Linked DNA regions of Homo sapiens: region 2 is linked to region 1. Evidence: chromatin loops called from intact Hi-C (ENCODE). Cell type or tissue: psoas muscle. All regions are shown on one strand. Links, peaks and the distances in the headings refer to the core of each region. The heading gives the core; the rest is flanking DNA. Region 1 has its middle 13 kb from the start of PCSK6. Region 2 overlaps PCSK6 (proprotein convertase subtilisin/kexin type 6).

Evidence for each region. Peaks named below come from ENCODE experiments on the same cell type or tissue, not always from the same donor. Only the 100,000 strongest peaks of a DNase experiment are listed, where the experiment ranks them.
Region 2: a loop joins it to region 1, with 1.8 times the contacts of the local background. A loop is called at or near these places in 9 of 110 quality-filtered maps.

The regions. Positions count from the first base shown.
Region 1 is chr15:101,498,544-101,506,867 of GRCh38, forward strand. No RefSeq gene overlaps it. Among named protein-coding and RNA genes, the nearest start is that of PCSK6, 13 kb to the left of the region's middle. In psoas muscle, for the core only: a CTCF peak has its summit at 3,569 (motif pointing left); DNase peaks (open chromatin) are centred at 1,588, 1,958, 3,528 and 4,228; H3K27ac peaks cover 3,541 bases.
Region 2 is chr15:101,365,655-101,373,978 of GRCh38, forward strand. It overlaps PCSK6 (proprotein convertase subtilisin/kexin type 6), which reads right to left. Exons shown (of 22, transcript NM_002570.5): 12 at 4,681-4,869; 13 at 542-678. Among named protein-coding and RNA genes, the nearest start is that of PCSK6-AS1, 35 kb to the left of the region's middle. RefSeq lists enhancers at 4,608-5,109, 5,110-5,609. In psoas muscle, for the core only: no CTCF peak of the experiment used is centred there; a DNase peak (open chromatin) is centred at 3,437.

The DNA of each region.
Region 1 (8,324 bases), core at 125-8,124:
CACTCCCACAGCTCCAACCCACCTGGCCTCCAAGGCCTTCTGACCTGCACCCGCAGCCCCACGCTGTCTTCAAGAGGCCGGGAACCTTGGGTCCCACATCTTCACCTCCTTACTCAATATCTCCACTCTCTGTGGCCTCTGAAATCCAGAGCAGCCTGTTCTAACCTCCTCACCCCCACCCGGACCAGACCCTGGCCTCAAGGGCATGCTGTGGCCTTCATGCCCTGACCCAGTGTGGGCTCGGCCTGACTCCCACCTCTCACCAGTTCCCTCACCCGTCCCCAGGCTTCCCACCCTAGCCGAGGGCCCTGTCGCACTGTCTGTGGTGTTCACTTCCCAGGTGGTCTCTCTAGCTCCAGCCGCTGCCCCTCATCACCCTCCCTGCCGTCTCCAGAGTCTTGGTTCCCAGGCACTCCCATGAGACGACTTAGACCATCAGTGAGTCTTCTCAGCCAGCAGGGTGGAGATCAAACTCAGGGGCACGGCCTTTAGCAAGCTGGCACTGTTTTTCTTGCTCTTCCTGTCCCACCATAGGGCCAGTTGCTGCTCCCAGACGGACTGGCCCTTCAGGCCCGGGCACCTTAGCTTCCACTATTTCTTCCTGACTGGATTCTTCTCGGTCTCCAGGCAGAATGGCTCTCCCTGGCTGTAGGACCTTATGTTTGGGGGCCCAACTGTGATTTGTGGCCTCACTGCCAGCCCTGTGTGTGACTCACGGTGAGGCCTCAGCAGCTGTTCCCTGCACCCCCATCTAAAACAGCTCCCTGCACCCCCATTTCTCACTGGCAAGATGAAGCCTCAGACCTGGCAATCTCGCTCCACCCCTATTTAAACAAGGCAGAACCTCTGATCTGGAATGTTCCCACTGCAGCCTCTCCCAGAGCCTTGGGAAGGAGTTGGCTAATACAATGCTGGGTGGCAGGGCTGTGCCAGCAGTGCAGTGATTTTTAAAATATGTGTTAGAGCCCTGGGTTTTTCCTATAAATGAGATGGTCGGCCATCATCCTAAATGTCACTCCCTCACTATTAGGCCACAGTGATGTTCCTAAAAGAGTCAACAGTAAAGACCTGTTTGTAGGTATCTAGGAGCCGGCAGCAGACCCTGGGGACACAGGACCAAACGTAGGGAGGTTTCAACTCTGGATCTCCATCGATTCTGAGCACCTCGGTGACCGGGGTGGGCTTCAGGCTTCCTGAGCTGGGGCTACAGGAGTGCAAAGGGGTTTTATGATGAGTCCATGTATTAAATGAAATAAGGGCCCACAGAAAAGAGAAGGCTGGGACCGCAGGTGTCCAAGAAGCAAGGCACAGAGGCAAGCAGGTTCCTTCCCACACGCAGCTGAGGTCCACTCAAAAGGTGATCCTGAAGAAATTATGCTAGAATCAGCAGAGTGGGCCTCGGCTGAGTGTGGAATCCAGCCCACTACTTGCTGGCTGTGTGACCCTGGACCAGGCACCTACCCTCCTATGCTTCCGTTTTCTCTGCTGCAGAAGAGGCTGCCAATGATGCCTTCCCTTAGGGAGTGAGCCAGGCCGTAATTCAAGGCTAGGCAGCACCTGGCAGCTGGCATGCTGGCAGCAGACCTCCTGACACACGTGCCCTTGGTTTGGCAGATGCTGGCAAGGGTTGTGGTGACAGCGGACACGTGAACCACGACAGCTGGAAGGGAACAGTGGAGGGGAGGGCACTATGCTGAGTCACATTTAGACCTCACTAAAACCGAAGTGGTTCCTGTTAACTTGCTTTGGTCTATGTGGTGGATTTAGGGCTTCCAAAAATCCTCTTAAGGCTTTTTATATCCTCCTCACTATTTATAGTCTAAACTCCCCCAAATCCCCAACCCAGACAAAATCATTCCTGCTATGTTTTCTTTCGATGCCAAGCTCACCAGCAGCAGAGAACATAGCTGCATGACATGGGGCCCGATAGGCTGCTCATGCCTGTGCCCCTCCCTCCAGGAGTGAGACTTGGGAAATCCTTTACCCTCTGCAGGTTCTGTGTTTATCCTTTGCAGGGTCACCTGCCACAATGTCCAACTCCTGCCACCCACAGGAACTCCAGCAATGCTACTGATTCCCACCATCCAATATTGTGATTTTTCAAAGGTTGAAAATTTGATAAGCAAACAACACATATGTGGCCCAAATAATTTTGCATCTGGGTCTTTTCATCTGGACTGAGGCCAATGCCCTTATTCTTCTTCCTTCTCCTTCGGAGCCCTTTCTCCCTCCATCCTGTAAAAGTAATCTTTCATTAGAAATCAGCAAAGTGGAACAGTATACTCCCTCCTGAGCATGTACCAGTCACAGGTCACAGGTGATCACCACTGTCAAGAAGAAAGTCTAATTCAGTCCTCACCTTTGATAGACGGGAAGTCTGGAACCTTCTTAGTCACGGCCTCTCAGGCAGAAGATAACAGAAGACTTGCCACAGTGCATGGCAGGGCCACAAGACAGCAGGAGGGGAAGTGACACTCAAGTCCTGTCTCCTGGAATAGGCAGGGGATGGTCCAAGTGAAGTGGGATTGCTCAGGCAGGAGGAGAAGAGGCAGAGGGGCACTGTGGCTAGGGAAGAGGCTCCAGCCCTGACCACCTGGGTTCTCATCCCAGCTCGGCCACCTCCCAGCTGCCTGACCTCAGATGAGTCCATTGACCTCTCTGGGCCTCAGTTTTCCCAGCTGAGCATAAAATGGGCATATTTGTGTCCACCTTAAATGAATTAGTGTACAGTGCCTGGACCTGGGCCTGGCACTCAGACAGCATTATGTGAGAGCTGTTCTCATCAGGCCAGAGGTTTAGCAATACCTCATTGCTACTTGTAAACATGCCTGGTTCTGGAAGTGTCTGTGTGGGTGTGTCTGAGTTAACACAGACATGCCCCAGGCTGGCCAACCCCACAGGCCGGACTTGTATCTCCCCCAGCAGAGACCCCCAGGCCAGCCTCTCCTCTCCCTCCACAGCCCAGACCTAGAAGGACTGCACAGCCTGGGGACCTCAGCTCCTTCCCCTACGTGCCTGGTGAAAGGAGGGAAACAGGCAGTGAAGAAAGAAGGAGCAGAGGAGGAGACAAAAACTCACCTCTCCTGAACCCTCTGTAAGGCTTTTGCATGCATTCGTGTCTGAGCTCCTAAAGTCCGTGTCCTGTTTTACAAACAAGAAAGCCCCGATCCTCCGAGGGAGCCAGGGCTTTGCCTGAGGTCTTGTCAGGTGAACAGTTAGGGTTCTGGAATGGGTGGCTGTGAAGGCACAAGGCAAAGGCAGAGGGAGGAGCCTGGGCAGCCACCCGGCCCCATCTCTTCCTGCCACGCCGTGAGGGCATCCTCAGATAAGGACCCAGGCACAAGAACCTTGACGGGAGGGGAGAAGGACACCCCGGCTGGCCCATCCCCACGGGTCGGTAGAAACAGGAGACAGGCCCGAGGACTCCCTGGTGACCAGGGACCATCTGTGGCATCCCCCTCCAGGACTGTGCCCCGGGGAGAACCGCTCACTGGGGATCAGCAGGCTGCACTGTTGCCCCCTGGAGGATGCAGAAGGAGAGAGACACGGTGCCCGGACTCGGCAGCCCCATGATCCCAAGCTGGGAACCCCCCGGGCAGGCTTCAGACTCCTTTACTGTCTGCCTGTCACCCCCAGGCCCCTCCTGCCAGGGGGAGCTCAAGGGAGTGAGTCCCCCTGGTGGCGGGGAAGCCCGTCCTTTGGGATGGAAAAGCCCGAGGCCGCCCCAGCTCCCTGGCCACCATCGTGCAAAGGCAGCAAGGCGGACAGTCAAAGGACGTGCATCCTGCAGGGGCTTGATCCTTTTGATGCCTACTGATGAGGGGCAAGTCACTGTCTATGAAGGGTCTACAATGTCCCCAAATTCTGCCCCTAATGTCGCTTTAGAAGTCAAGCCTATCCCTGCTAGTGGCATTTAGGAGCTGAATTATATCTTCTTTTAAAAAAGAAAAAAAAAGGCTTCTCTCCAGAGAAGTATTCAGATGCCCATGAGCTCTGCCATCCAATATGAATATTCCCTTAAAAATGAAAATTATGGCGCACTTAAAAAGGAGCATGTTATGTCAGCACCGGGGATAAGACAATTTATTACTGTCTACAAAAGGAAGGCTCTAATGCCGTGGTAGAGGCTGGCTCAGCGGGCTGTAAATTATGAGCCATTCTCTGGCTGGTGGAAATAAATCCTCTTGTCACTCACTGTGCTCTCCCCTTGACAGGCCAGCAGGCCGCCGGGAGCAGGCAGAGTCAGGAATTCCATGTCCGTGACCTGAGAGCCGCACCACTCCACCTCCTGGGCCTCACTCCGCCCTATACACGCGCACACTTAATGACATCTCTGATCATGTCTTCAGGACGCATACCCTCTTTGACTTGAAAAAGTAACAACTGTTTGTGGCCTTCTCACAGGCCGAAAAGAACAAGCGGGGTCCAGTGGAGAAAGGTGAGGCATGGGAAGGCCTGGCCCGAGCACTGTGACTTCAGCGAGGCACCCTCCACCCCTCTCAGCTTTCCTGGTCTGAAAGTAGAATTTCGCCAGAGGGTGAGCCGACAGGTAGAGCTGTTTCCACCTGCGTGTGCTGCCTGTGAGCTGGGGAACTGCCCACACTGGGAGGGGTTGGGAAGCGTAGGAGGGCACCTGTCGCAGACGTTGAGGAGGGGCTGCCTTTCCCCTCCAGGGGCTGACCTCCCAGGTGATTCCCAGAGCCAGACCACAATTCCAGAATTCAGTGAAAACAGCGCCAAATCCTATTCCCTCCCGATCCCACCCTGATCCCTGCCTCTGGTAAACCGGTAAGTCTTGTTTTCCCCACCACCACCTCCCACTCACCACCTTCCTAAAGCGATCTGTGCCATCAGCCCCTACTGTGAGTACAGCCCTCTAAGCCACTCAGAGGGACTTCCTTTGGAAGCTCACTGTCGGAGACATCCTGCATGCATCCAGGTAGAGACATCATGAACAAAGAATACGGGCCGGGCACGGTGGCTCATGCCTGTAATCACAGCACTTTGGGAGGCTGAGACGGGCAGATCATGAGGTCAGGAGATCGAGACCATCCTGGCTAACACAGTGAAACCCCGTCTCTACTAAAAATACAAAAAAATTAGTCGGGCGTGGTGGCGGGCGCCTGTAGTCCCAGCTACTCGGGAGGCTGAGGCAGGAGAATGGCGTGAACCTGGGAGGCGGAGTTCCCAGTGAGACTCACCCAGTTCTCAGTGAGCTGAGATCGCGCCACTGCACTCCAGCCTGGGTGACAGAGCAAGACTCCGTCTCAAAAAAAAAAAAAAAAGTATGTATACTTGCTAGGCAGTAAGTATGATTAAATGTGTCTGCTGTGTAAGAACTTGGGATTAAATGTTTCCAAAGAATGGTTGAGGAATCAGCTGGTATGATTGCCAAATAAATACTAGATGCCCAGTTAAATTTGAATTTCAGATAAACAATGAAAACACTTTTGGTTTAAGCGTACCTCACACAAAAGTTGGGATACACTTGCACTCATAAAATTATTTTTTATTTATCTGAAATTCAAATTTACCTGAGTGTCTGTCCTGTATTATTATTTGCTAAATCTGGCAACTCTGGGTGGGCAGGAGGGTCAAATGCTCAAGCTGGGACTGGCTAGGGAAATGCATCCTTAATATTTTAAAAAGAAGTGGCAGGCACAGGTTTTGGTTGAAAAAATACAGAACATTTTCTCTTGGGGCCTGGAATCATGGCAACTTAAACCATTAAAAGTATCCTACTGATCTCAAATACAGCCCATTAGGCCTCCAGGAAGATTAAAACAACAAAATAAATAAAAGTGACAAAAGAGACAGAGGGGAGAGAGATCAAGAACTAAATGGAACATCTGATATTCATGGAAGCTGTGATAGTTCCGAAACTGCACATTCGAGAAGTTTTGCCAGCTGGTATTTCAGGAAGGGTTTGGGGGAATGGGGGAAGAGCCCTTCTGCTGGCCCATCTCTCTTCTCGTCCCAGCCTCAATCCGCTCCAAGACAGGAAGAGCAAAGGCGAGAAGGAGCCACGCCCCAGGACCGATGAGGGCTAGCAGGAATATCACATCACCCACACCATTAGTTAGGTATGCCTGGTCTTCCCCGCTCAGCTTTCTTCCCTCCTCCCGTGGTCAACCCCAGACACCTCAGCAAAATGGACAGCCATCCAAGCCAGAGGCACCCCCTCCAAGCAATTCTCATTCATTCTACTTCATCATTTTCTTTAGCATCTTATTTGTCCTTGAATTTTCTATTTTACCTTTCCTCCACTTTCTAGTTATTTTCCCCCTCCCCCAAAAATGTTTTCTGGTGGTCAGTAAGACACTTGCTCTCTCTGGAAGAACAGTGAAATCCCTGATGAGACCCAGTGTGAATTCACAGTGTCGTCATGTCTGTCCTGTGAGATTAGGCACCCATGAACCTTCCCAGCTTTGTGTGGATCGAGCAGGTAAGAACAGAACAACCATTTGCTGCTCCCAGTGCCCACGGTGAGATACACTTCAGAGGTGACAAATGGATCGTGCGGCAGCTCAGACCCCAGGCGGGAGGCCACGGGGACACCCACCACTCTTGGCACCGAGGGCTCCGCACGGTGGAGAAGATGTCGACAACCCTGTCTTCTAGGTTCAAACATCATGTCATGGAGGTAAAGGGAGAAGGCGTGAGGTTAAGGGCCTGCGAATCTGGCTTATCCAAGAACCTATTAACTGTAGTTCAATATTTACCAGCCCTTCTGAAGACATGTAGAAGAATGACAATGTTCAGACTATCAGTGTCAAGATTGTAAGGAGTCTGCCTGAGTCATGGGTTAAATGGTGCCCATGAATATTTTATTGAACTGTTTCCTAATTGTTTACAAGCTGGACATTTTTGTCAGCCATACACAGCAGTGTTGTGTGCTACCCAGAAGTTCTGACTCATCAACACTTTGTCGGGTTAGCAGAGAGCAGGCTGCACTTGCCATCTCGAACCCAGAGTTCTTTCTGTGCTGTATTATTTTGAGATTTGGTCCAGAGAAAAATGATGGATCAAGGCAGAAAAGCAGGTAACGGGCTGTCCCCAGATGCGCACATTAAAAGGCAAAGAGCTATCGAAATGTCACAAACTTTCGTTACAGCCCATCATTGGAGAGCTTTTCCAGCCGAGAGCATCCACCTTGACATCCTCCCCTCCCCAGCTCCATCAGGCACGAAGAGGCTCCTGCTGACAGACATTAGGGACACGAAGCAAACTGACACAGTGGATTAATCCTGGTGTCTGGGGAGCAGTTAGGACGTGTCATGTCAATAGGTGTCTGGGCACCTTTTAGACCAGGCCTTAATGGCCCAGCCTGGCCCTAATCGTCCCTCACATGCCACGGTTCTGCTCTTTCATCTTTGCTGTGTGTGTCCCATGAAGTCTCATTTTAAACAAGGCAGCAAGGCACAGTGACCACCGCAGAAATCCACTTCCCTCGAGGCCTTGCCACAGATGCCAGCAGCGCCACCAGCCCCCATCCCCAAAGGAAAACACAACCAAACAGTCATTAAAACGAAGAAAACCACGACCATGGTAAATTTGTCAGTGTTGGCGGAGAAGATAATGATACTGAAAATAGCCTGAAACTCTTTGTCAGATGGCTTGCATTTTTGGTCACAGGAGAACGTTTTCTATGTGACACGTGTAAGTGACCTGTGGGACCTTGTCATCAGTGAGGTCAGAGCACTCACTGATGCTGAAATTTGGGGGGTTCCCCAGGCTGCCCTCATCGTTCTTGCAACATGGCTGCCAGGGTAGTCGGTGTGAAGGATGGGGTAGGCTCACCCTGGATGTGAAGGATGGGGTAGGCTCACTCGGAGTGTGAAGGATGGGGTAGGCTCACCCTGGGTGTGAAGGCATGGGGTAGGCTCACCCTGGGTGTGAAGGATGGGGTAGGCTCACCCTGGATGTGAAGGATGGGGTAGGCTCACCCTGGGTGTGAAGGATGGGGTAGGCTCACCCTGGGTGTGAAGGCGTGGGGTAGGCTCACCCTGGGTGTGAAGGATGGGGTAGGCTCACCCTGGGTGTTTGCACCTGCGTCCTTGCTGCTTCCAGGTCCCTGGGACATGGCCTGTGGTCTGCACTGCTTGGGTGGTCCGTGGAACGTTTTGCTCACAATGTTCATAAGAAGTAATACAAAATAGTATCCTTCTCCCGCAAGGGTAGGGCCGGGAGAACTGGGAGAACAAGAGGCTATTGGCACCTGCCAGGTGGAAAGCAGGTGGACAACTCAACAGAGGGTCTGTCTGTTGGCACCCAGCGGTGTCGAACTGGTTATGTAAAAGAGAAAGAAAAAGGATACTAAGTCT
Region 2 (8,324 bases), core at 164-8,163, 130 kb before region 1:
CCAAATGTCCATCACAGGTGAATGAATAAACAAAATGTGATCAATCCGTACAATGGAATATCGTTTAGCCATACGAGTAATGACGTTTTGATGCATACGACAATATTGAAAAACTTTGAAAACATCATGCTAAGTGAAAGAAGCCAGACACAAAAGGCCAGGTGTTGTATTATTTCATCTATATGAAATGTCCAGGAGAGGCAAATCCAAAGAAATGGTAAGTGGATTAGAGGTTGCCAGGAGCTGGGAGGGGAGGAGGGAATGGGGAGTGGCTGCTTCATGGGTATGGGGTTTCTTTTTGTGGGGATGAAAACATTCTGGAATTAGATAGTGCTGACGTTTACATGACATCGTGGATGTACTAAAAGCCACTGAACTGTCCACTTAAAAATAATTAAAATGGTGAATTTTCTGTTATGGGAATTCTACCTCTAAAACACAAAACAAAGAATTATCAGAGACTCCGTAGTTAAATAAGGCCCAGAGGTAAAAAGAGGCTTGAGATACAAAAGCTGTCATGAGATTCCCAAGAGCCACTGACCTTGCTTCTCCGGGTTGCGGACCTGGGATGGCAGATCTTGGATTTCCAAGGTCCACTGCCCTTCAGCCTTTTCTCCCCAGCAGTGGACAGTCATGAATTCCCAGTTTGTAAACCCTTCATTGGAAAGATCCAGCAACCTGCAATTGGAGGTGTGGTGTCAGAAATGAAGGTGCTGGTACTGAGTGGCTGGGCGGAGGGGCTGGCACAAGCAGGGCTCTCGGGGGACTGTATGACCTGGCTGGACCGTACCCCCAGGGTAGCGGGGGTCTGGCCCCAGCCAACCCGAGGGCAAAGGGCACAGTGAAATGTGATCGTCTTTAAGCTCTTACACAGACTCTCTCCTCCATCACCTCCTTGAACCTCCTTAACATTCTGAGAGGAAGGCAGGCAGGCAGGCAGGTTTCATATAACCCAGTGAAAGATGTTTACAAGCTCTCACCAACAGAAGCCCCCAGTCCCGACAATTTCCTGCAGAAGGTGGCTGGCTCCTTCCCACCCAGCAACAATCTTACAGAGACCATAACTCCAGTGCCCGGATGCACGAAAGCAGACAGGGGCGGGGGTCCCCCTGGGGTACCTTCACCGAAGCCCAGAGAGTGCTCACTAAGGACGCCTTTTGAAAGTGCTTGTTTGTGCAAGAATGAAACTTCCATGTTTGATTTCAAGCCAGCTGTGTGCACTGTTCTCTGGGAGACACAAATAAGGAAAGAGGAGCAGCTACTCAAGCTTGTGGGGAAAGTTCTGTCCCTTCACCTGCAGGGCTGATCCAGTCTCAACAGGGGCATTTGAGGGAGATGACAATGGCAGGGTTGGTTGCTTTTCAGTGGGAATGGGAGGGGCCCGTGGAGAGCGGGGGGAGGAGACAGCTCCCCCACCCCCAGCAGTACCCTCCTTGCAAGTCCTGATGAGCCTCCCTTTACCCTTCCCAACTCGAAGGTCTTTCCCAACTGTACCCTTGAGCCCCTGGGCCTTCTGCCTCACACTTGGTTCAGGCAGAAACAGGAAGCAACTAATCAACATCCAATCTCTTCCTGCACCCAGTGCCATCCTCAGAAGTGACTCTTTCTGTACTGGAATCAATTCCAGGTTTTTTCCTCTTATTCTTTCTTCACAGTCTAATTTTCTATCTCGATTTTGGAATAAACATTTTTTTTAACATAGGCATCTTTATTGTTCATCAGAAATTGAAATACATAAGTTTTGAATGATGTAAGATTCAATTTCCAATCTGGGGGTTCTCTGAACACTCAATGTAGGAAAATGTTTATCTAGGGAACATTCTTTGCAATGGAGAAGAGTGAGGGGGAAGCATCCTGTGCTTTCTTCTAAGAAATGGCAAAGGTCAAGGCTGATTTTCACACTCGATGCCAAGCTGAACCCAACACACTGGGGACAGAACAAGGACAAACTGTCTTTTAAGGGCTGAGGTGCTGAGGCACATCAATGGCTTCTTAGTGAAGAACCTGGCAAACTGATAAAGCTGCTAAATTAAGTAAGATGTGCAGTAGGATAGGAGGTCATTGATCCTAAAACACAAATTCTTGATACAATCACAAAATCTGCCTTGGAAAAAAACCAAAGTCCCAAGACTCAGATGACAGCTGGAGTAGCCTCAGGGTAGTTTTTGTTTGTTTGTTTTTTGTTTTTGAGACAGACTCTCTTTCTGTCACCCAGGCTGGAGTGCAGAGGCGTGACCTCAGCTCACTGCAACCTCCGCCTCCTGGGTTCAAGTGATTCTCTTGCCTCAGCCTCCCAAGTAGCTGGGATCACAGGTGCGTGCCACCACGCCCAGCTAATTTTTGTATTTTTAGTAGAGACAAGAGTTGGCCAGGTTGGTCTCGAACTCCTGACCTCAGGTGATCCACCCACCTTGGCCCCTCAAAGTGCTGGGACTACAGGTGTGAGCCACCCTTCCTGGGCTAGGGTAGTTTTTAAAATGCCTGATGGCGCAAGGACAGCACTACCCAGCCAAGGGGTGGCTCCCAATAGGCCTGGCAGGACCTGCCCTCTATTATCCCAAGGGCACAACACTGGGCAGCAGCAGGAGGAGGAAAGTTTCCAGGGAAGGGAAACAGGGCCCCAGGGGAGCGGGAGAGGGGAGGCTGGGGCAGCGGAAGGTTCTTGTGGGTCAGGTAGCCGGACGTAAGCAGGACACGTAGGGCAACCAGGCCCCTGTGCCAGGGATACATATATTATCACACTCAAGTCTTATAACAGTCCTAATGTTTACAGATAAGTGAAGTGGCATTTTCAGAGATGAGGAATAAAGAGAGGCAAAGGGACTGGCTCCTGGGAGCCCAGCCAGGAGTGGAAGAGCAGGGTGTGGGCCAACTCTCCAGGGTCACTGCCACCCGCCTGCCTGCTACCTGCTGCCCCAGCCTCTCAGCCTCACCACAGGCTCTCCGTCAACCTGGGCCATCACCTGGGCCTGCACCCAGCTCTGGCTCTGAGTCAGGGGTCACAAACCTGGGTGCCACTAGGTGTGCGGCTGGAGTGAACGGAGAGCCCGTTGCTGGCCTCAGGGCTGCCAGCACGGAAAACATGGAGCACATGGACACACACTCGCCCACCTGCTCAGCTCCGGCCCAGTGCACGCAGGAACACGGGGCTGGTGTCAGACAGCTTCCAACTTTCCAAGAAATGCCAGAAATGAGGACTTTTAAAATCTTTAAGGTTAAAAAAATAAAATAAAAAACACCACGGGGAGCAACATAGCATCAAAAGCTGCAGCTCGTCCGCTGACACCGAACTGCTCGTGCCCGTGTGAGACCTCCCACAGGCAGAGGCACAGCACGGCCGGGCCTCCCGGCAGGAGGGAGAGGTGCCCCTGTGACACTCGTGCTATGAAAGGAGAATGTGGGATGGGCTGAGCTTGGTGCCAGGGTCTGCCTCAGGGTTGATTCCAGTGCACCGAGGACAAAGCTGGTGCCGGGCCCGCCACCTGCTGCCACCGCTCCAGCTTGCCTGCTGCAGAGAGACCAGGCTGCTGGGCAGTGCTGTGGGGGGCACAGCACAGGCCCCAATCCTCTGGACAATGGCCCTGTCTACCTTGCATTGCTGCTGAGTCAATTACCCTGTCTCATACAAAGTGGTGGGGAGGGGAAGGGTTAAGCAAAGGGCAACCCCCAACTTCTGCCTGGTTCCATCTGAGAGCCTTCGCTAGCCCCTGTTTCTGAATCTCTGCAGCTCCCTATAGCCTACACAAGGGCCACAGCCTCAGGCAGGTCACCAAAGGAGTCAAGTGGGCCCAGAGTGGGCAAGGGGACCACACCCCAGAAGACAGAGCAGGCCTGGTCCTGGGGGGCTTCCTGCAGATGATGTGGGCACAGTGCCAGTCCTGGTTTTTGAGAGAAGCTGGAAATGCTGATTTGTCCATGAAATTTCTTTACTCTCTCTACCTCTTAGCTAGAAAGAGACAGAAGGTACCAGAATACCCTGGCCCCTCTTAAGTTCCCATAAACACCTTCATTCTAATTACCTGTAAGTCATATATTTGCATCAATGTATTTCCCCTTGTTTCTAAGTTTGTTAAAGAAATGACTCCATAGCCTCCCAAAAAACCATGTGCGAAGCTTTGGAATTCCCAGCCCCTGAGCGCAAGAGAAGTTGGCAGAGAGCAGCCTGGGAGCACCTTCCCCACATACCACCCGAGCCTGTCTGTATTCCCGGGACAGGCCCCTGCTGGTGCAGGTTCTGCAGGGCAGCCCACGACTGGGTGGGAGAGCTGGTGGGGGGACAAACAGTGCTCCCTGTGGTACACATGCTCGATTCAAAAGCCAACTGAATAGGATTAAATGACCTTTAATGCACTTCTAAGCAAAGAAGGCATAGCCAGAATTCCACAAATCCCTCCGCTAAACAACAAAAAACGAAACAACAACTCTTTTGTCACTTCTCTCTGAAAAGGAAAGTTTTCCAGGACCTTTTGGAAGGCAAGGTTTCAGGGAGCAACTTTTAAGGTTTTTGGGGCCTACATGCAAGGGTCTCCAAGAGAAAGGAAGCTGCCAGCAGAACCAGTGGGAGTCCCCAACGCCAGAGGGCCTTGCAGAGACACTGTGGGCCCAAGACTGGACAGAAGCTCTTGTGCAGGGTCAATCTCAGTGAGCCCAGACCCCATCCCCACGCCTGCCTCGCCTTACCTCTTTGCCAGAAGTTGAGACTTGGTTCCCGAGGGAGAAACCAGGTAGATCTGGAGGTCTCCTCGGCGTGGGTGTGAGATGGAGGTGCGAACCACCACGTGCTCCAAGTAGACCACCCGCTGGTCCGAGTGCTCCGCGCAGGCGCTGGTCAGGGCCGTAGTCCGCAGCACCTGCACTAAGGGGATGCTCCTGGGGGAGAAGGGAGGGCTCAGCACTTGGCACCGGAAGCATGAAGTCTCACCCACACAGCCAGGAGCTCCAGCGCCCGTCCACTCTATCCCCACTGCAGCCTCAGGGCCCTGCGGGCCCCGGGGAGCCGCAGCAGCCTCTGACTGCCTCACGTGGATGCTCCACTGTGAACTTTATCACCTGTCCTGAAGACGTTTATGCCTCTGGAATTTGCTTACAGAGATTTGAAAGATGGTTCGGCTGGGCACTGTGGCTCACGCCTCTGATCCCAGCTCTTTGGGAGGCCGAGGCACCGCCTGCTGCCACCGCTCCAACTTGCCTACAGTGGAGAGACCAGGCTGCTGGGCAGTGCTGTGGGGTGCACAGCACAGGCCCCATTCCTCTGGACGATGGCCCTGTCTGCCTTGCATTGCTGCTGAGTCAATTATTTTGTCTTATACAAAGTGGGGGGAGGGGGAGGGCAGATCACAAGGTCAGGAGTTTGAGACCAGCCTGGCCAATACGGTGAAACCCTGTCTACTAAAAATACAAAAATTAGCTGGGCATGGTGGCGGGTGTCTGTAATCCCAGCTACTCGGGAGCCTGAGGCAGGAGAATCTCTTGAACCCAGGAGGTGGAGGTTGCAGCGAGCCGAGGTCGCACCACTGCACTCCAGCCTGGGAGACAGAGCAAGGCTCCAACTCAAAAATAAAATAAAATAAAAGATGGGTTCTTGGGCAGACTTGGGTGAATGTCCCCAGGGATGGGCTCCCTTTGGTGACCAGAAGGCGGCTTCTCCTCGGTGGCATTTGGCCAGCTCGTTTCTCAGTTGCCCTAGTATGACCTCCATGGTGACAGGTACACTAAAAGGCCAGACCTCACCACACTGCAATATGTGCATGTAAGAAACCTGTCCTTGGACCCCCTAAATATATAAAAATAATTAAATGTTTTAACAAACAAACAAATAAAAAATCCCACTACTTTGTTCCGAAGACTAGCATTGAAAATAGAAGTCACAATGCTAAATAACAGCAATCAGCAAACATTTCCCAAGCTGACTGTGCACTGAGCATAAGGCACTGGCCTGAGAATTTCCAAGGATTAACCCATTTAATCCAGAGGGAAATTAAGGACTGTACCCAAGGTGTAGCTAATGCGGGGAGGAGCTGGGATTTGGGGCCCCAGAGCCCACGCCTCTGCCTCCAGGCCTCACTGCCTCCGCCTCCAGGCCTCGCTGCCTCGAATGGAAGCTCGCGTGGACCCACAGTCAAGGACACAGCTCGGAGTTCGGAGGCTGCCCTCTCATGCTGATCGAGGGTGCCAAGCTTGTGTGCTCCCAAATCTCCTGCAGAAAGCAGGGTCCCCTCACTTTCCTGCCCTGTCATGGAAATGGACGATGGTTCCCTTTACAAACTCAGGGCAGCTTTACCATATGGGATGGAGTCTGAGGGTAAAAACAAAGCCTCAATCATTCAAGACTCCTTCCTGCTAGAATTTTCTGACACACTCCCCAGACCAAGCAGACTCCCCAGACCAAGCAGATCCAAAATCTGTACCCCAAGGCTGTTTCTGTGTCCAGGCTGGACCATCCTGCCAATTCCAGGCCATTAGGGTTCATGCCTCTTTGAACTCAGCCCCCGACCCACCCCAGTGATCTGCAGCTGAAGAAACATGGCATTCTTCAGTGCAGACCCACCGCCGCCCAGCAGCACATTAATAACTCCCCACCACACGACCGGTGCTTGGCTTATTACGGGGAGCGCTTTTCCCATTATGCCTGGACTCTCCTCCCGGGAGGCATGAGGCGTTCTGCTCAGAGCCTCTCAGGAGTTACACTGCTTGGCTCTACTGGGCCCTGAGTCATAAAAAACAATCAAAACAGTTATAAACAGTGATGTAATTCCCTCGGAGACTCTGTAAGTATTTGAAAACACGCTTTGCATGCACCATAAATTGATCTAGAGATGCTGACTTCCTTCATTGCCTTCTCCCAAGCTTTACTGCTAGTGTTTACTGGCCAGCAGCCCCCGCTGCGGTAGATGGCGAACACAAGAGAAGGCTCTGGGGAGTTCCAGGACCTGCAGGGCCCATGTGTCTCTCCAGGTGAGTGTCCCCCATCCCCCACCTTCACCCCACACTAAGAATGTAAGGTGGGTACGTTAGGGAGAAGCAAGGTGTGGAGACGGAGAAACGTCTATGCCGGCAGACTTACTCAGTGCTCCCCTGGGGCTTCAAAATGTAGCTCCCAGTCAACCCCAAAAACCAGGAATAACCCTACACTCTCACACTTCAACACCTTTCCAGTGCTGAATAGCAAGATCAAGGGGAAACAGACACAAAAGCCTTAACCAAGTTGAAGACACGGTCCCCACACTCCAACCAATTGCTCATCGGTAGGGGAAGTGATCAATCTGCTCTAGAAATAGACCTGGAATCCTTGTGAAGAAGCTTTAATCCCATTGATAAGGCACAGGGATGAGAGAACGGGAGCAGGGTAATTACAAGTGAAAGACAACCAAGCCCCACCTCTCACCTGCCCCGCCACTCTGAGCCCCACCCACAGAGCGAACACCTAGAAAAAAAAAATCATTTCAGAGTATGAAAGTCTCTTGCATCTGACTTTTTTATTCCTGCTAAGGGACTCCAGCCGCTGCATAAAGAAGGCTGGGTTGGGTGTGATCCTCCGCCAGCCCCGCTGCTGCTGCCTGCAGGGAGGCTGGCTGGGGGCGGGAGCACCCAGCTCCTGCAGGAGTTAATGGCCTCACTTCGTTTGGTTTTCAAAGCCATGCCCTTACCTTCACCTGGGGGCTAGGAGCCCAGCAGCCTCCTGGAACAAGGCTAACTGTAACAATTAGTTTTTATGTGAAAGCTCTTAACTGCTAAATCACTCAGTTACAGGCCACCAGGACTCCTCATTCCTGTAAGTTCTGGGGCAGCGCGGGAGCCCAGGACAGCTACTATAGGAGGGCACGCTGCCACCTTCCTGACATGCAGTTAGCTCCCCACACATTTTACTTCTGTGGTTGCTATTGAAACCATTAACCTAACATCCCCAATTAGAGTGCTTTTATTAAGAAGAGAAATAAAAGAGGAGGCTTCAAAATGTTTCATGATCATTGTGCTCAAATTTTTCTGTATTTCAGATAGAAACTCCAGGAAGAAAATAAGGAAGCCATCTATCAAAAGTCATCACTTTAAAAAATTAACTCCAAGACAGAAAGTAGAACAGTCAATGAAAAAAACAGAAGTGGTTCTCCACCCTACAGTTATTTCTAAGGTAACGCTGAAAATGCAAGTCGACTGCCAAGTAATTTATCTTTCAAGTTAAACAATGTGCAGAGATTATCACTGTCACGTGAATACACCTACATTGTACTTTAATGATGAAAACTGATTTAGAAAGATCTTAAAGTCCCCAAAGTAACTGAAAAGTGTCTTCTGCTATTAACTTCTGAAACTGTGGTCTATGTACA